Linked DNA regions of Homo sapiens: all the other regions are linked to region 4. The links are chromatin loops, found by intact Hi-C in ENCODE. Cell type or tissue: HCT116. All regions are shown on one strand. Region 1 overlaps LOC107986654 (a long non-coding RNA gene). Region 2 overlaps NMBR (neuromedin B receptor). Region 3 overlaps VTA1 (vesicle trafficking 1). Region 4 overlaps LOC105378031 (a long non-coding RNA gene).

Region 1 (5,000 bases), 56 kb after region 4:
CCCAAATCAGTGGTTCTCAAGCTTGAGTGTGCATCGAAATCAACTGAAAGGCCTGTTAAGGCAGTGTGGGTACCCGCCTCCAGAGTTCCTGATACAGTAGGCTTTGGGTGGGGGCAGAGTATCTGCAGGTTTAATTGATTCCCAGGAAATGTTGATGCTATTGATTCAAAGACACGCACTTTGAGAACCTGTTCTAAGAGAAACCTCTGAAGAACTTTCAAGAGGGGAGAGACTTGCTCTTTGGAAAACTCACTTTTGCTATGGAGTAGAAAATAGATTCAGGAAGAGGAAATGTGGAGGATGCCAAGAAGCAGTTGCTATAGTAAAGACAAGACAGCAGAGAAGGAAAAAAGCAGAGTCCAGAACTCTTGACAGGTGAATGTCACAGATTGCTCTCAAGGTTCTGGCTTGAACACCTGAGTGAATGGTTGACATTATCTGCGATAACGCTGGCAAAGGGACCACTTCCAGGGAGAGGACAGTGTGGGACATGTAAAGGTTGAGTGCTGGTGGTATTCTGGTAAGGGTTTCATACCTGTTCTCTGTGGGGAGAGGAAAGCCCTGGTTTGTAGACCTTGCTAATTTACATGGGGTAAACACTCCCTCTGTGGCCAATGTGATGTGGCAGAAGACGGAAGAGATGTGCAGTAACACACCATTATGTCGCATTCCCACCACAAAGATGCAAAGCCAAATTCCGGATAGGAGTACTGCATAGGAGTTGTGGGTAGACTGAAGAGCACAGTAAGTCACAGTTACAATGGCAATTTTCAGTAAATAAGCAAACCACAGGCAAGGGTCTATTTGTGACACCAGATCACAGTCTAAGTGAGACCATGAGTAACCAAGGCGGTAGGAGCATCAGTCTCAAAAGATGTGCAAGGAGAGGTGTGGACAGGGGCAGTCCTCAAAGAAAAGGCAGTCACAATGGATATACAGGAGATCAGTCATCAGATAGCAGGCTCCTAGCAACCCGTTATGGTTCGAGGCCAGGGTTCTTGTCTCCCTAGAAAAGCAGTAGCTAGATTTATGCAGTGACTTAGTATTAAGGAATAGAGATATTAGCTCACCTAAAAAAGAGCTATGGTATGAGGCAGGAGCTGAAGTAAGATAAGAAGGGCATTCAATGAATATGGGTTTTAAGAAAAGTCGAAAACCTAGTTGCCCAGACTATTGTCCAAGGGATATCACCAGCAAGGACAAAAATGCCCGGATGGATAACACTGGTATGAATCCAGGCATTGGATCAGGGGTCATGCTTTCCAGGTAAGGCTAAAAGAGGTTTTTAGAGGCTGGGAATCAAGCAGAAAGTAATAATTTTACAGCTCATTTAAACTAGTCCATCTTGATTATCCTGCAGAACATCTCGTCCTCATGTATTATCACTGTTCATAGGCAAACAGTTTTTACTCCTAGGACACAGAAGAAGTGTGCTTTATTTAAATGCAGTTTTTGTATGTGTTGCTTATGCTCACTGGTTAGTAGATTTCATGTATAACTAAAATATAATAAACCATAGGCACCATCAAGTCCTAAATACAAAGAGAGAGTCTGAGTGCCCTAATGTTTTTGAAACTATTTATTTGAGTAGTCAAAAATCATCAGTCTACCTTGCAGATGCCAGAGTAAATAAATTCAATGAAATCAATTGCAAATTTATCTGAATTGATAGGAAGGAGGAAGCAGGACAATGTTGTTTTCTATATATTGCACTCTTTTAGACTATTTTGCATTAAAATCCTGTATACTCAACTAAAAAGCAGAAAAATATCTTGGTCTAATTCATGTACTGAAACAAATCATTTTACTTTCCTATTACTTGGATATTTATTGCACTTACATCAGTACAAATTAATTTAATTTGTTTCAAAGCAATAGGAAATTTCAAAAACCAACTTTATATATTTCCATTAAGAAAAAAACTAATAGAAGGAACTGTCTATCCAAAATAACATAACAGACTCAAGGATTTCAGAACGCAGCAATAAGCAGAAAAAAAAGTTTTGTTTTCCCTAGCACTTATTTTCTTTCTTTCTCTTTCTTTCTTTCTTTTTTAATTTTTAATTTCTGGGGTACATGCGTAGGATGTGCACATTTGTTACATAAGTAAACGTGTGCCACGGTGCTTTGCTGCACCTATCAACCCATCACTTAAGTATTAAGCCCAACATGCATTAGCTATTTTTCCTGATGCTCTCCCTCCCTCCACTGCCCCCTTCCCTGCAGAGGCCCCAGTATGTGTTGTTCCCCTCCCTGTGTCCATGTGTTCTCATTGTTCACCTCCCACTTTTGAGTGAGAACGTGGTGTTTCATCTTCTGTTCCTGCGTTACTTACCAGCGCTTATTTTCTAGCACCCTTTGTTGTTTTTACCTAATTTTGGAGACCATTTCTTTAAAAAGAAAAAAAAATCAGTTATTCCGTTTGGTTTCTATAGTAACAAAAACTAATTTCTGGGTTTCTCCATGATCTATGATCATGTTGAAACCAAAGAGCACTCATGGGTCTTGCAAAATTCATAAAGTCCTGAACAAATAGGACTGCCATCTTCTGGCATTTGTCTGAAATGACTGATAATTGTACCAATTCTACATTGTAATCATAAGATTTTTATCCTCATTTTTTCACCTGCTGTTTTTTAACAAAGCATGACATAGTACCTGATCAGACAGTTCTTGGGTGACATCATCAACTTGCAAATAAGCCATTTGTCCCAAAGGGAACATGCAGAAGTGAGGATGTCTTAATATAAATGTTTATTCCAGAAACTTGGAAGAGAAATACATTGGGTTCTGAAAGGATCAAAATCTTTCTGCTTCTTTCAAGGGGTTATTTAATCGTTTTAGAATCAAAATAATTCAAAACATGGGTTGTGCAGTTCAAGGGAGATTTCACCAGTGATTACTATTACAGTGTTTTTCTCTTGTAGGAACGAACAGAAATAGGACTAATGGAAGAGGGCATATAGGATCTGGAGACTTCCTCCCACCCTTTACAGCTGACAGCAGTGAGTTATGAGGTGTTACAGAGTAAAACAGAGTTACCGTAAGAGCTGTCCAAATAACTTATGTCCTTGAATCACAACACCATCTTCAGAAGATAATTCATGTCACAAGTGAATGTTCAGTAATATGGATTTTCTCCAAAACACCATATTTAACAGGCAACATCATTGCGAGGTGAATTTAATGGCAGAGTGCATTATTTAATAGAATTGAACTATACTCTAACATTCAACAAGAGCTGATTAAAATGTATGCATAGTTGATAAAGAAACTTAAATACTGGATGTGAATAGCAAATAATAATCAGAATAAAATTTTAAGATTCAGCCAAATCAAAGATTAAAAAGAGTTAACATTAATATAATTAGAATTTGGATATATTTCAACACTATCTTATTATTACAGACATAATATTACATTAAATTTTAAATGTATAATGCAGATGTTTATTCTACCAGAATAGTTTATTGTAGCAATATCTATTCTTTACAAAATTAGGCACACAAATAATTACTTGAATAAATGAAAGGTTTTGTGAAAACCTTAATTTATAAATTAAAGACTATGTGTAGCCTGCCCCCAAAAGTGAGCTAGAATCTGCTTAATAATTGATTAACTTAAATAACTATGTAACATTATAATATGCAAAGATAGTAGTAATACATCATTATTGATTCTATTTCAACAATATTACCACTATTTGTCTCAAATCTGAAAAAGACCAAAATGGATCTTTAAAGTCTTCTTCCCGGATTATTGTCTCCACAAGAGGAGAGCTGGAATATTATAATCAGCCACTGATCTTGGCTTTATGATCAGTGTGACATTCTGTCCTAGTATAAATCCCCAACTCTGATCCATTGTTAAGTGTATCTGGTTTGTTTACCTTCCATGTCTAAAGATATTTCTCTGCAATTGGTTATGTTACTATATTTCTCTGTACTCTGTTGATTTCAAGTTTCTCTTTCTCTGAAATTTGAGAATTGGTCAGAGTGCCCTTGCTCTCTTTCCAGCTCAAGTAATTTTCCACCTCACAGATTTTCTCAATAAAAGAGTTAATTGTACCAGCCATAAATTTTATAGACAAGCAATGATTAAAGTAAAAAATAAGCACCTAGTAAAATTCTATATATCATATTGAATACTCTGTGTGTTCAATTTATTGCTAAACTATCCTTTGCATTCACCATCTTCTTCAGTTCTCACTCCAATACCCTAGTTCAGGTTCTCCCAGCTATCATCTGTATTGTTCCAGGCAATAATCTCTAACTTGTTTTCCTCACAACTTCTTCCTTCTACAAACCACTGTACATGCTACTTTCATAGTAGTCACCTAAAGAAACAATTCTTATTAAGTCAACAATTGTACTTAACTTGCAGCACAGAACCTTGTCTTAGTGTCCCTTTCAAAGCATGCATTCTGCCACCAACTTGCCTTCTAAGTCTTATTTCCTCAATTCCATTTGGGAAGTCTATGCTCCAGCCAAAACGGACTCATCACCATTCCCAAGGCTTAACAATTATATATCTCCCATATCTCCACTTATTAAATTCTAACTATCCTTCAAGGCCCTACTTAAATACAACCAGCTCTTCATGCCTCTTCTGATCACTCAGCATCAGGGAAAACTCAATCCTTGCCCTCTCATTATTTATATATTTCTTGAGATTTCTAATGCATTTATCAAAATATTACAACTCTCTGTTTAATTCGAGTCAGCTACCTAATTTATTTTATTTACCCTTTCATTCACAAATTCTATAAACACTTGAGCAGCTACTAAATCTCGGTCCACATATCAGGCACTGGTGATAGAGCTATGCACATACTAGAACAGATTTGTGCCCACACGGAACTCACATTGCAGAGGAAAACAGACCATAGACAAGGTAATAGATAAATAAACAAAAAGCCTAGATACTGAGACAAGTTTTATAAAGGAAATAAACTTGGTTATATAAATGTGAAAGTTTCTTTTACCTTGGGCAGAAGAGAT
Region 2 (5,000 bases), 120 kb after region 4:
GGGATGAAATGCTACGATCTGAATGTTTGTTACTCTTTTAAAATTCATACATTGAAAACTAATTCCTAGGGGTATTGTATTAAGAGGTGGGGCCTTTGAGAAGTGATTAGGTCATAAGGGTAGAAACCTTATGAATGGGATTGATGCCCTCATAAAAGAGGCCCAAGGGAGTTTATTTGCCCCTTCCCACATGTAAGGATGCCGCAAAATGGCACCATATATAGATATGAGCCTTCACCAGACACCACGAGTCTCCTTGATCTTGGACTTCCCAGACTTCAGAACTGCGAAAAATAAATTGCTCTTGTTTATAAGTTACTCAGTCTAAGGTATTTTGTTATAGCAGTTTGAATGAACTAAGACAGATGGCTACGACCAAATAGATGGACACAAAAAAAAGTGTTGGCAAGCATATGAAGAAATTCAATCCCTTATACATTGCTAGTGGAAATTTAAAGTGGTGTAGCCGCTTTGAAAAACAGTCTGGCCATTCCTCATAAGGCTAAACATAAAATTACTACATTATCCAGCAATTTCAATCCTAGGTATATACTCAACACAATTAAAAATATATGTCTACACAAAACCTATATACACATCATCACAGAATTGTTCATAATAGCCAAAAAGTAGAAACAACCCAAAAGTCCAATCAACTAATGAATGGATTAAATAAAACATGTTAAATTCATACAATGGAATATTGGATGGCATTAAAAAAGAATCAATAAGCAATAATATGGATGTATCTTGAGAGTATTATGCTAAGTAAAAGAAGCTAATTTTGAAAGATCACTATTGTATGATTACATTTATATGAAATGGAGTGCATGAAATTTATGTGAAATGCTAGAAGAGGCAAATCTAGAGAGATAGAAAGATTAGTGGTTGCCTAGGACTAGGGGAGTTGGGGGGAAATGCTTACAGATGTGGATTTTCTTTTGAGGGTGATAATATTTTTAAACTTACCGTGGTGACAGTTGTACACTCTGTGAACATACCAAAAACTATTTAATTGTACACTTTAAATGGGTAAATGGCATGTGATATGAATTATATATCAACAAAGGTGTTAACTAAAGGAAGAAAGAGAAGGAAGTGGAGGAGGACCTGCCCAGATCATCAGCTTTTCATCTTAACTGCCAAATTCGTTTATAGAAAATCTATGAGAACCCCCCTAACTATGGAGGTTTCTAAATGGGTAATATAGTTTACATCAGTGTCTTTAATAGCTTTGATCAAAATAAAATCGAATTAGACATAGATCAAATAAGACATACTGGCTGCGTGCGGTGGCTCACACCTGTAATGCCAGCACTTTAGGAGGCCAAGGCGCATGGATCACTTGAGGCCAGGAGCTTGAGACGAGCCTGGCCAACATGGTGAAATCCTGTCTCTACTGAAAATACAAAAATTAGCCAGGAGTGGTGGCATGCGCGTGTATTCCCAACTACTCAGGAGTCTGAGGCAGGAGAATTGCTTGAACCTGGGAGGCAGAGGTTGCAGTGAGCAGAGATCGTGCCACTGCACTCCTGCCTGGCCAACAGAGTGAGACTCCAACTCAAAAAAAAAAAAAGACATACCCAATGTCTTACACACTGAAATCACTGAGACACAGGCTTAGCCTTTATACCACCCTACACAACAAAACCTGTTACCTAAGAAGAGGTCATTTATATTAGCAAGGGGCAATGAGTACAACAATCATAATTTCTGATTTGTTGGAACCCAAACAAAATTAAATGATTTTCTTAGTGAGAAAAGTTGCTTTGGTTACATAATAATATGATTTCTCGGAATTTTCCAATTATTAATATTACTTGTAAAAAACCACTAGCTTGTCACTTATGTATTTGTCTCTTAACCTTAGTCGTATTTGAGGGAACTTCTTTAAAATAGTTTTATCCACCCACCGGTTTCAAATAGGATTATAAAAAAGTGAATAAATCATTTTATGCAAATTGAAACATAGAACTGAGATGAGATTGGTTTTTACTGGATGAAAATTGAATAGTGAAAAACTTAGGCTACGAGAAATGTCAATGCTGATTTAATCTGTATAGAAAGGTGACCAGAGAACGTGCATCAGTACGCTCTAAGTAAACGCCTCTGAATTCCCATTTAAAATGTAGCTGTTTCTTTCTTGGTAAGATGGCTCCCAAATAACTTGTTCAGGAACCATCAGGGCACTCCCCAACCCAAAAGTGAATGTCATGTTTGTAGCTTAATTCTTAAACTGAAAAGGTAAGCAAATACTTCAACCCTTTCTAATTAAGTAGCATTTGCTTATTCAAAATATCTATTTAATTGCCACAATACATCTGATTTTCATTCCAAATGTTTAACAGAGTAAAAAAATAGTAATTTTCTGGCTGGGTGCAGTGGGTCACGCCTGTAATCCCAACATTTTGGGAGGCTGTCGGGAGAATCGCTTGAGGCTGGGAGTTCGAGACCAGCATGGGCAAAATGAAAAAGAAAATAGTAATTTTTAAAGTTGGAACACTTGGCCTGAATGGGAAACTGGTAAATAACCTGCTAGGTATTTTTCAAAGATAAGCAGGATTCTAATTTCTAAGCAATTAGTAGCTCCCAAGAATCTCATTTGCATTCGATATTTCATGTTTAACAGAATCACCACAATGTAATCTAGTTTTTCTCCTATTGCAGCATATGTCAGGAAAGCACTTCATATAGGTGAACAACTAGGCTTAGTTTTCAGTGGAAAAAGATGCTTTATTTTTTTCAAATATTATGAAGTAGACAAGAAACAATAAACATTATGCTCAAATTAATATAAAGCATGGATTGGATAAATCTCTCAAATAATTTGATGTGGCATCTGCACTCCTCAAATGAGAGACAGTACAATCAGCCTGCCTTTACTCCCAACATCCTTATTTCTAAACTCAGTAATAAATCCTCTGTGGCAATAGGATTTGACAATTCGATATTGTACGTCTCGTTAGCGCCACCTACTGAGTGCTGGTCACATTTTGTAAATCTCAGTTAAAAATCACTGGCTGAAAATGCAGAAGGAACCAAATCAAAGTAACAAAAGGATGACAATAGAATGATTACATCTCCAGCTTTTTATTTTCATCAATGCTATTTAAGTATAGGTACAGTTACCAGAGCAGTGAATGTCATGTCAGAAAAAGAATTAATTATAAATTACATTTATATAAATATGATAATTAATTTGATTAAAAGAGGATTTACATTGACAAAAGCAAATATTATTAAGCCATACCTGCCTTACCCATCTCACAAAGTTATAACAAAAATTATACAAAATAATTTATGTGAAAAATCCTTGGGAACCACAAAACATTAAAAAATGTAAAAGCATTATTCCATAATGCAATAGCATTTTCATTTTATAATTTTTTTCAAAAATTTTTTAAATGCTACAACTAAATTTATGATACATGCTAGATGCTACTTTTAGGCTCAATTAAGCTTAGCATTTGGAAAAGCTGAAATATATACTTTCAAAGGATGGAAATTTTCTACACTATATGATTTAGAATCTCTTTTATATTGTTTTCTCATTCCTATAAAATAGACAAGCTATTTTATAGCCTAAAGTCATATTTATTTTTCAGTTCTGAAAATAGATTGAATCATACACACTGAGAGTGGCATATGAAGACTTCATTAATAAAAATAAAGTTGGTGATTCAAACTTCTGGTTTTGCTGAAACTGCTAAAGGATTCATGAATCGCATGAGGAACTTAATGTGGTTAAGTATCAAGTTTATTGACATTCAACTGTTGGTGAGGTTTATAAAATAGATTTATTCTATATAAGAGATGTTCCTCTCACAAGCTTTGACTCTTTCATCACCTTTCTGTAGGTCTTGACTGAAATAATAAAACAATATAAAATAATTAAAAATAAAAATGAAGTGATTCCATGTATCTGAATAAATATATTCACTACATTTAGTCTTTCTATCATATACATAGTGCAGGTGGAACACAAGCTTTCAAGAATCAAATGATGCTCACTTTGAATGTTTTCTTATCCACAATAGACAAGAATATCAAGCAGCCTTACCAAATTTGGAAGCAACTATTTAGTTGCTTTACAGATATTTATTTACAGATATTTATTTACAGATATTTATCTGTAAACCTCTAAATGATTGTCATAAACATAAAAGATAACTGCCTGAAATGTTACCTTTTCATAGACTAGGCTTTGACATTTTGTAAATATAAATGTAGCCAAAATATTGAAGTCAATCCAACTTCCCACATGCAAATATATTAATGTGTAACAGAAATCATCCTTTTGCCCAATTCCCCCTACGTGGCATCTTTATGTCCATCCCCCAATCCCCCAGGGGTTTCTCAGCATGAAGAGCCCAATTACAAAATAGGAAAAGCGCCACTCAAAGCCTATATATACATGCAGCTGCAAAGTGTTCTGGAGAGGTTAAAAGACTGATATGAATTTGGCCCACTGCATATAACCTGGAGCAATATTGCCAGAAAAGAGGATTTGAATGAGCCCAGGTTGGAAAAATAAATTACCTTTATGCCTTGAAGGCAATCTCCATGGGTCAAGGCTAATGCCTTTTTCTTTGCTATTGTGTGAGATAATCATCTCTATCACCTTTTTTTCTTTTCATTTTTTTTAAATAACTAGGTGGTTTTGACATTTTTGTGGTTGGTAATCTAATACTTTTTCACAAATTTTCTTTCAGGAAATAGAAAATTTTTTCAGTAATTGAATGAGAATGATGGATCATGCTAATAAATGTCTTTCTCAAAACCTGTCATAACTTTAAATCAAAGTCAGGGTATTAATATGAGACTCCTATATTCCTCATATTTATTTCATGTCAGCATGTGCCTAGCTGATGTCAACAGCAGAGGAAAATAACATCAGGGTTCAAGAAATGTGGTACCATTAACATTTACATGACGTATTGACTTGATAATGAACATCAGTAAACATTTCAGCCAAATATAAATAAAAATGTATTTGTGTC
Region 3 (5,000 bases), 220 kb after region 4:
TATTTAGTTTCCTCTGTTAATGTCTGCCAGTGTGTTTTTCAGCTTGAATTTTCTGTTCTCCCTGTATGAGTGGGAACTGGCCAATAAGCCTTCCTGCCTCTCAACCATGGAATGAGGAGAGCCTTTTAGGGGTGAGCTGGATATCATACCTACCTTAAGAGTTCTAGCACTGCCTGGGCAGTTTGTTACACAGTTTTAGGGAGATGCTCTTTAAATCTCTTGTCAATTTTCTCTTTTCACTTTTTTCATTCTTTCTCTTCTCCTTTTTAATTTTGTGGATTTATTTCCTTCTGTGTTACTTTATCATTTCATTATGGTTTCAGAAGGAAGAATAGTTAATTATATATGCTTAGTCTACCATCTAGAACCAGAACCCTAGAATTCTTTATCTAAACTGTCAGGCAGGTGTTAGGGCAAAATAATTTTTAAATATGTAAGAACTCTCACATTTTGCCTAGCACATACCTTTTTTAAGGAACTTAACTCAGGATGTACTCCATCAAGATAAGGGTGGTAATCAAGCAAAATAGAAATATGAAATATAAGAAAGGGTGAAATATACTTCTTTAGATACTCCAAAGAAGAAAGATTCTATGATAGCTTTCCCACCTGCTTGGAAAGCAATTGCTCCAAAATTAGAATAGGAAATTGGAGAACTCCCCTCCTTTAAGAAAAATAACATGGATTTCATTTAATATATAGAATAGGAGCTTCAGAATATGAAAGACATAGATAAGATGCCCTAGAATCCTGCCAGTAAGAAAAAAAAGTGAACTAAAACATCTAATTTTGATATTATACAAGAAATCTCAGTTTGGAAGCAAACAAAAATATGCCATGATTTTGAACAGTAATAGAATTATGGAATATAAAAGAAAAGGATTTCATTTGACTTAGACACAAAGAACATTCTCCTTCAAAAGGTAAAAGGCTTATGACAAAACATAGAGTACTTCACTCAGAATGAAATATAAATATCAACACTGACATTTTAACATCATACTGAAAATCCTAGCTAGTGCAGTAAGAAAGGAAAAAGAAATAAAAGCTATAAAGATAGGAAAAGAAAAAATAACACTGTCTTTGTTCATAGATGACATGATGGTCTGTAGAAAATCTGGAAGAATCAATCAAAAAATACACTTAGAACTGATAAGCAATTGTAACTGGATTGCAGTATACATGATTAATATGCAAAAATTAATTGCTTTCCACATAGCAGCACAAAACAAGTGGGATTTGAAATTTAAATACACTTGCCATTGTGTTTGTATTTACATAAATACAATAATCAAAAACAAAATACCATTTACATTAGCATTCCACCAAAAATATTCAGGTATAAATGTAACAAAATACATTACAAGATCTATATGAGGAGAACTACAGAATGCTCATGAAAGAGTCAAAGAATTACATAAATGGAGATTTCGTGATCATGCATAAGAAGACTGTATTCTCAAGATGTTAGTTCTTCCCAGCTTGGTCTATAGATTATGGACAGTTCCCATCAAAATCCCAGCAAGTTATTTGGTGCATATGAACTCCAACTATCTAAAGTTTATATGGAGTGGCAGAAGACCCAGAATAATCAACGTAGTACTGAAGGAGAAGAACAAAGTTGGAGGACTGGCACCACCTGACTTAAAAACATAATACAAATCTGCAGTAATCTAGATAGTATGGTACTGGCAGAAGAACAGACAAATAGATCAGTGAGACAGAGTCCAAAAATAGACCCATACAGAAAAAGTCATATGATCTTTGACAAAAGGAGCAAAGGGAACACCATTGAAAAAAGATACTCGTTTCAATAAATGGTGCTGGCGTAACAGGACAGCCACATACAGCAAAAAAAGTGAATCTAGACACAGACCTTCCACTCATCTCAAAATTTAACTCAAAATGGTTCTGATGCCTAAATTTGAACTCCAAAACTAGGGACTTCCAGTTCCAAAATGGCAGTGTAGAAGCATACTGGCTTCATTCCCCACCAACAGAAAACGAAAAACAAATATACAGCACTGAGATTGACACCAGCAACAACCCAGAGCCCAAGTATGAGGATGAAATAGTTCCTGGGGCCACAGAGAAGTGGAAAAACTCCAGTAGGAGAATCAGACTTCCACTTTCATGATGCTTCTGCCCTACCCTTATGCCCACACAGAAAATCTCCCCCACCTCATAATTTCTACACTGAAAGAAGTAAAATTGAAGTGGTCAACCATCTTCCCCACCTCCTTGGGTTCCCTGGCAGGAGATCTGTCCTTGCCTTAACCCACAGGTAGCATCATGACTGCCTGCAGGGAAAATATCACTGAAGACCAGCAGAGACTATTATTCCCAGCCCCAGAAACTTCACTGTGCAACTTGGCCAAAGGAGACACCAAATCAGAATGGCTGTTCAGCAGTACCATGCTGTAGGAGGTACATTTCCCAGGTCCTGTAGGCACAAACCCCTACCTAGCCTGCCTTCCCACACTGCCAGTGTAATCCATTTGGGACATTCAGCGCTCCAAACATTTACTAGAGCTGAGGCAAACCTGGGCTTATGGCGCCACCTAGAGCTGAAAAGGAGGTAGCGACCTAGCAGTGAAGATTTGTTGAGCAAATATATGCAATAAAAACCAAAACAAGCTGGACAGAGAAAACTGGAATAAATAACTAATTCTTCCAGTGCAAAGACATAGGAAAGACCCACAAGAAACAACAGCAAACAGGGAATCATGACCTTCTCAAAAGGACAAAGCAAAAATCCTGGCCGGGCACTGTGGCTCAAGCCTGTAATCCCAGCACTTTAGGAGGCTGAGGTGGGCAGATTACCTGAGGTCAGGAGTTCAAGAGCAGCCTGGCCAGCCTGGCGAAACCCTGTCTCTACTGAAAATACAAAAAAAATTAGCCAGGCATGGTGGTGCATGCCTATAATCCCAGCTACTTGGGAGGCTGAGGCAGGAGAATCGCTTGAACCTGGGAGGCGGAGAGTGCAGTGAGCCGAGATCTCCCCACTGCACTCTCCAGCCTGGGTGACAGTGAGACTTCCATCAAAAAAAAAAAAAAAAAAAAAAATCCCAAAACTGACCCTAACAAGACAGCAGTTTGTGAGCTCTCTGACCAAGACTTCAGAATAACAATTTTAAGAAAACTCATTGACCTCTAAGATAATACAGAAAAGCAATAAAGACATTTGACAGATATTGGAATAATTTTTCAAAAAAAATCAAATCTTGGAACTGAGAAATACATTTGCTGAACTGGAGAACTCTTTTGAGGCTCTCAACAACAGAATGAAGTAAGCAGAAGAAAAAAATCAGTGAGCTCAAAGACCAGCTATTTGAAAATACACAGTCAGAAGAAGGAAAAAAAGAGAATGAAAAGGACTGGCTACAAGATATAGAAATCTACCTCAGAAGACCAAATCTAAGAGCCATTGATGTTCAAGAGGGAGCTGAGCGAGAGGTAGAAAGCTTATTCAAAGAAATAATAACAGAAAACTTCCCAAAACTTGAGAAAGATATAAATATCCAGGTACAGGAAGGTCTTTTAACACCGAACAGATTCAACCCCCAAATAAGACTACCTGAAGGCATGTAGTAATCAGATGCTAAAGGCCAAGGACAAAGAGAAAGTCCTTAAAACACCAAGAGATAAGAAGCAAATAGCATATAACAGAGCTCCAAATCGTCTGGCAACAGCCTTCTCAACAGGCCAGTAGGTATTGGAACATTTTAAAAAAAAACTGTCATCTAGGAATATTGTGTCCAGCAAAATTGTCATTCAAATATGAAGGAAAGATATAGTCTTTCCCAGACACAAAAGCTGACCCATCCTGCAAGAAAAGCTAAGGGGAGTTCTTCAGTCTGAAAGAAAACACTAATGTGCAGAAGAAAACATTTCAAGGTGTAAAATCCACTGGTAGAATTAATACTATGTATATAATTTTTTAGTATAGAGCAATTTTATAGTATAGAGAATAGAGCAATTAGGCAAAAGAAAGAAATAAAGTTCATCCAAATTGAAAAGGAAGAAGTCAAATTAGCCTTGCTCACAGATGACATGATCTTATGCCTATAAAAACCTAAAGACATCTTATGCCTATAAAAACCTAAAGACTCCACCAAAAAACCGTTAGAACTGATAAATTTAGTGAAGTTACAGGATACAGAATCAACATACAAAAATCAGTAGCATTTATATACACCAACAGCAAATAATCTGAAAATCAAATTAAGAAAGCAATCCCATTTACCATAGCTACAAAAAAATATAAAATACCTGGGAACCGATCTAACTAAAGAAGTTAGTTATTAATAACTAACTATAATATTCCGTTGTGTATATACACTATGTGTATATATTAATAACTAAGAAAAACTATATAAAATTCTGATGAACATAATACAAAAAATGTAATACAAAAAAATATAAAATACCTGGGAATCGATCTAACTAAAGCAGTTAGTTATTAATAACTAACTATAATATTCCATTGTATATATACACTATGTGTATATATTAATAACTAAGAAAAACTATATAAAATTCTGTTGAATGTAATACAAAAAATGTAATACAAAAAATACAAATACAAAAAAAAATACCTGGGAACCGATCTAACTAAAGAAGTTAGTTATTAATAACTAACTATAATATTCCATTGTGTATATATTAATAACAGAAAAACTATAAAAAATTCTGATAAATGTAATAGAAGTAGACACATAAAAAATGGAAAGATACTCCATGCTTATGGATTGGAAGAATTAATATTATTAAAATGACAATACTACCCAAAGCAATCTACAGATTCTGTGCAATCCCTATCAAAATGCCAAAGACATTCTTCACAGAATGACATTTTACCAAAAAAAAGAACCCTAAGATTTATGTAGAATGATAGAAGACCCTGAATAGTAAAAGCAAAACTGAGCAAGAGGAGCAAAGCTAAAGGCATCACACTATGTGACTTCAAAATTTACTACAAAGCTATGATAACCAAAACA
Region 4 (5,000 bases):
CAGGTTTACAGCTGTGCCTTTGGTTCTCCTGGCTTACGGCTCTCTGCTCCTTTGACCCACTGGGGTTTTGCATCACTCCCTTCATCACTATTGCTTTGAGCATTTGGAAAATATGTACCATCCAGTCAATATCAAGATGGATTTTTAATTTAAGTTTTAGCAGTAAGAAATTCGAAAAAATATATAACAATTTAACCATCAATGCAGTAAAATCTGGAATGCATAAGGAATACAGAAATTGATTCCAATGTTTACTCTAATTGAAAAATAGTTGGCCTCCCCCCACCTTCCCCCAGAGAATGAGGAATACAGGTAAGACAAATTATTTTACATTCCCATCACATTTTAGAGCTGTGGCCAAAAATGTATTAATTGTTGATCTCACATCTAAACGAATGCATACTTACAAATCAATGTGAATGGCCTTGAAAAACAAATATTTAACTTTCTTTGCTCCAAAACAGAAGAGTAAAATACTTCATAGAGGTTCAATTAGCATGACAACATAGTTTATGCACCTTATTTAATAATTTCTAGCTGTTTCCAGAATAAAATTTTAGAATGCTTATTTAGAGCTTTTGAGATTATTGATCACATTGAATTTCCTTATCAAATATCTCCCCAAATACTTCCAAACAACAAGCCCTGAATGTTGACTATGAGTAAATGTGTGTGACTACCGTGTTTGATTTTGTTTTATTTATGTCTTCAGAAAACAAAATCAAACAAAGTAGTCATACACATTTATTCCAACAAATCTTGTGGCATACAAAGGTATTATACTAAAATATTTGTATTTTACTACATTGTGCAGTAGTTGATCCTTATTTGGAGAAGGGAAGACAAGATGCAGACAAATTGGGAAACGTGAACATAAAGGCAAAATAGAGAGGAGCAATGCTTGAGAAACAGCCTGCTAAGGAGTACAGGGCTGTTGACCATAAGGCCTGGGTGGGGAGTTTCTGGAAATGAGCATAGGGACAGAGGTTTCAACCATATAATGAAAGGCATGGAAGGTTTTAAGAAAATATGTGATATAATAATATTCGTATCTCTGATGTTTATGTGAAAATAGATTGAAATACAGAAGATCAGAGCTGAGGAGATCAAGCAAAAGAAAATGAATAAGGTCAGAGCCAATAGGGATGAAGAAAAGGAAACTTGACTATTACAATTTTGATGAACACTATTTTCCAGGAGCCTAGTACACAGTTTCAAGCCAACTGCTTTTCAAAACAATGTCTTATTTCACCTGCCCTAGATGCTCCTCAAGCTCTATTATACTCCCCTATTTATAGATGAGGAAACTGAGCATGAAAAGTAAAAGAATTTCCTCCAAGGTCACACAACAGATAAAGAGATTTTGAATCAAATCTAATTTTGGAGGCACACTCATTGAATAACGATAAAGAGGGAGAAGAGGAAAATGAGTTAATGGTTTTCTTAGCTGCAAATCTAACCTCTAAATCTCTACTTTCTATATTCAGTACCACTTTCATTAAAGTAAAAAAAAGTAATGAATTCTTTGCATTGCTTTTAATTAACTTCATAGGATAATAAAGAAATCACAATGCAGTAAAATGGAGATTCATTAACAAGTATTATAATATTATACTATTTTAGAGTCTGAGAAAGATTCATAAAGTATAATGTTTCTTTCTAATTTTATCTTCTGATTCCAAATACCTAGCACGGTGGACCAGGTGAACACACAATATATTGCTTAATGGAGAGGCTTAAATATCAACTATGCCAATCTCCTCATTTATAAATGAGTAACCTGAGATCCAGCTTAGTCCTGTGACTTGATAAAGCAGGGCATAAAAATCACATCTTCTGACTTCAGTGAGTCCAATATCATTTTTATAAATAGTTAATTTATCTTAATAGAATCATTACCGGGATAGCATAATCAACATTACAAATATGTACTTTCATGTGTAAGAACTCAATTAGAAAAGTATAGTCAATGGATAAAATGTACTTGATAATAAATCTATAAAAACCATTTAGTTGCCATTATAAGAAATTTGCTTGGTTTTAAAATATCCAAAAGCAGGCATTATCCAGAACAGTTGAACAAGTTTATTTATACTTCATTTAATGTATAATTTCCGACACTTGTTTACTGAAACATTTTAACTTGCCTTAGTTCTTTATGGTCATATATGTATATTAAAATTCACACACATGTGAAAATGGAAAAAGGAAATGACTTGCTGCTATCTGATTCTATCTGATTCTGCGGCCCATGTTTCCATTAATTATCATATAATTAGATACCTTCTAACCCCATTGGGTCATAATGGGAACTAGCAAGTTCCAACAGGAAGAATTCTGTTGTTTATTTGAGAATGAAATGTTCCCTCTCAGAGGATTTCAACATGTTCTCCACACAGAAAATATGCTAGTAGGAGACCTTTGAACATAATTTTTATGCATTTACCATAAGTAGCATATGGTTTGGTGTCTTTAAAGGGACCAACCAGACCCAGCCTCACCTTCCTCTTGTGTGGAGCTCCAACAATAGTGTTCTACAAGCATGACTATAAAACCCAAGCAATGTTTTTGCACCAGATCCCAGAAGTAAAGTTTATTAGTCAGTGGAATTCTTGTATTAGATTTCAGAAAGCACCCAACTACCAAACGAGAATGAGGTTCCTCCACCATTCCAGCAGAGGGCACACTTTTAGCAGCTTTTGTAGCTGGTTGCTTCCTGGATGTTTGAATACCAATTGATTTGTCAGCAATGAGCCATTGCAGCAATGCTGTCAAAGTCTGGATCCCTGACTGGTGGCTGCAAACTGTTTATTAACAGCTTGATGCTCATTAAGGACATTGAGCCAGAATATAAGTCAACTGTGTCACTAAGTGTGCTATTTAGCATAGCTGGCATTATGTGTGTTGTGGGAGAGGCAAGACTCTCAATGAAAGAGGCAATACATTGATTTTCATTCTGATGTAAGCCATTTCACTTTTGATTGGGACTTCACAGAATTCTTTTCATAGCTGGCCTCTCTCCTCATTCTGATGGAAATCTGCAAGCTAAAGGCAGTCCTGATGATAGGAAGCAAAACAGCAACCTCAGAAGGATTTCAAAATGATTCATTTTCTTTACAAAAATATATATCATTAGCCTAACATAAGTAAGCGTTGAATATTATGATCTTGAGAATGAAAAAGATATACCTTTAGTGTTGCTGTGACTGAAGATGATATTTGACCCTTTAAAATGCATTAAGTTTCTTTCTATTGGCCTTTTATAGCTTATTATTTCATCAATATTCATATTAAGAATTGAAAGTTAAGAATGTTCCACAGCTCCAAGAAGTTGCTATTAGGTGTGCATATCAAGATGTTTTAAGGAGTTGATTATTATTGACTACATGTTCATGATTTCCAAGCCTGAAATTAACCTTTATATTACATGAGTAAAGGAAAGGACATTTTGTTTTCAGATTTTCCATGGATATTAACCTTTGATGAAAACCAAATTTTTCTTTCTTAATCTGGGCACGGCGGTAATTTTTTAATTATTCAATGTGCTACAATGTTCTAGATTGTCACTGATGCTAGCTATTTCAATACAACAGAGATGCAAGGCTTTAATGACCCTTATAAAATGAATTACATTTGCTTGGCCATTTCTTGGGTCTCAGACATATTTATTTTTATTTTCATGTTTATTTTCAAAAAGCAATTTAAAAACTAAAGTTAACATAGTATAAATAGTTTGCTTTCACATCATATTCAAAGATAAAAGGGGCTGTTTAATGGAGTGTGAGAAACAGCATCAGTTTTATAAAGACTTTTATTATCAGTGTGGAAGCTTTTAAGAACATTCCCTTGTAAAAAGAAAACAATATAAGAAAAATATTACAGTCAACATTTTTTCTGTTGTTTTAAAACTATTTGGCTGTCATGTTTTCCATACTATTCTAGATTAATCAACCATCTCAAAGGGCTATAAAATTGAAACAGAATACTAGCACCATTTTAGGACTCAGAAAGAACATTATGAAGTAATAAGTTATTACACTTTGTGGTTATGTAAAGCTAGTTTTCCTAAAAAAGGCATGGGACTTCAAACTCATAAGCAAGTTTCTTGTAGATTCTCTCAACCTTTCAATCAGATGCTAAATGGCTTGAAAGCAGAATGTTATTAATCAGAGAATAATATGCCAGCTCCTAAAAATGCAATCTATTTGAAATAGTAGTTTCTAGGGTTGGTTGCAGATCAACCACAGTGAGTTATGCAAATTCTAGAAGATTCTTAACATCAACTAAAATAATCAAATACACATTTGAGCACGTTTCACACATTGACTATGTACACCACTGTAGAAATCATTAGCCACAGCATCTATTAATAGTGGAAAATTAGCAATATTATCTGTCTAAAGATAATAAAGTTTCTAAAAAATTTCTTCAATTAACAGTTAATTAATTCCTCCAATTAACAGCAAATTATTTTATCTGTTGCATGTTGAGTTGCTTTGAATTTTTTTTGAAATCTTTAAAATGAGCTTTTAATTGAGCAAAATAACAGTTTTTAATAACTTCACACGTAAATAAATCTAGGTGGTATTACGATATGACTTGGAAAATGTATAAAGTCTAAAAAGAGCAACAATCAGTATCACAAGAGGCAAGGTTTTTACAGCTCTATCTAATTTTCAAAAAAATTTATATATCAATTTTTTCCTTTTATAGATTGTGCTTTTTGTGTCAAGCCTAAGAACACTTTGCCTAGCGTTAGATTTTGCATATTTTCTTCTCTGTTTTTTCTAAAAGTTTTATAGTTTTACATTTTACAACATTTCAGTTTAGAATTCATTTTGAGTTAATTTCTATATATAAGGTAGGACATTTAGGTCAAGATTTATTTTTTTGTCCATGGATATCCAATTGCTCTAGCACTATTTTTTCAATGTACTGTCCTTCCTCCATTGAATTGCTTTTGCAGTTTTGTCAAAAATCAGTTGAATATTTGTATGGGC

What was found. A loop is a pair of places that touch in the nucleus more often than their neighbours do. Peaks named below come from ENCODE experiments on the same cell type or tissue, not always from the same donor. Only the 100,000 strongest peaks of a DNase experiment are listed, where the experiment ranks them.
Region 1: a loop joins it to region 4, with 4 times the contacts of the local background. A loop is called at or near these places in 12 of 110 quality-filtered maps.
Region 2: a loop joins it to region 4, with 12 times the contacts of the local background. A loop is called at or near these places in 29 of 110 quality-filtered maps.
Region 3: it touches region 4 in a loop (18-fold over the local background); 16 of 110 quality-filtered maps call a loop at or near these places.

The regions. Positions count from the first base shown.
Region 1 is chr6:142,043,049-142,048,048 of GRCh38, forward strand. It overlaps LOC107986654 (a long non-coding RNA gene), which reads left to right. Exons shown (of 3, transcript XR_001744394.2): 3 at 2,928-3,009. Among named protein-coding and RNA genes, the nearest start is that of GJE1, 87 kb to the right of the region's middle. In HCT116, a CTCF peak has its summit at 2,567 (motif pointing left); a DNase peak (open chromatin) is centred at 2,533.
Region 2 is chr6:142,109,677-142,114,676 of GRCh38, forward strand. The region is part of intron 1 of NMBR (neuromedin B receptor); the gene reads right to left. Among named protein-coding and RNA genes, the nearest start is that of GJE1, 21 kb to the right of the region's middle. In HCT116, a CTCF peak has its summit at 2,964 (motif pointing left); a DNase peak (open chromatin) is centred at 2,945.
Region 3 is chr6:142,205,043-142,210,042 of GRCh38, forward strand. All of the region lies in intron 7 of VTA1 (vesicle trafficking 1), which reads left to right. Among named protein-coding and RNA genes, the nearest start is that of LINC02919, 52 kb to the right of the region's middle. RefSeq lists a silencer at 2,410-2,704. In HCT116, a CTCF peak has its summit at 2,556 (motif pointing left); a DNase peak (open chromatin) is centred at 2,529.
Region 4 is chr6:141,986,764-141,991,763 of GRCh38, forward strand. The region is part of intron 1 of LOC105378031 (a long non-coding RNA gene); the gene reads right to left. Among named protein-coding and RNA genes, the nearest start is that of GJE1, 140 kb to the right of the region's middle. In HCT116, a CTCF peak has its summit at 2,679 (motif pointing right); a DNase peak (open chromatin) is centred at 2,718; H3K27ac peaks cover 484 bases.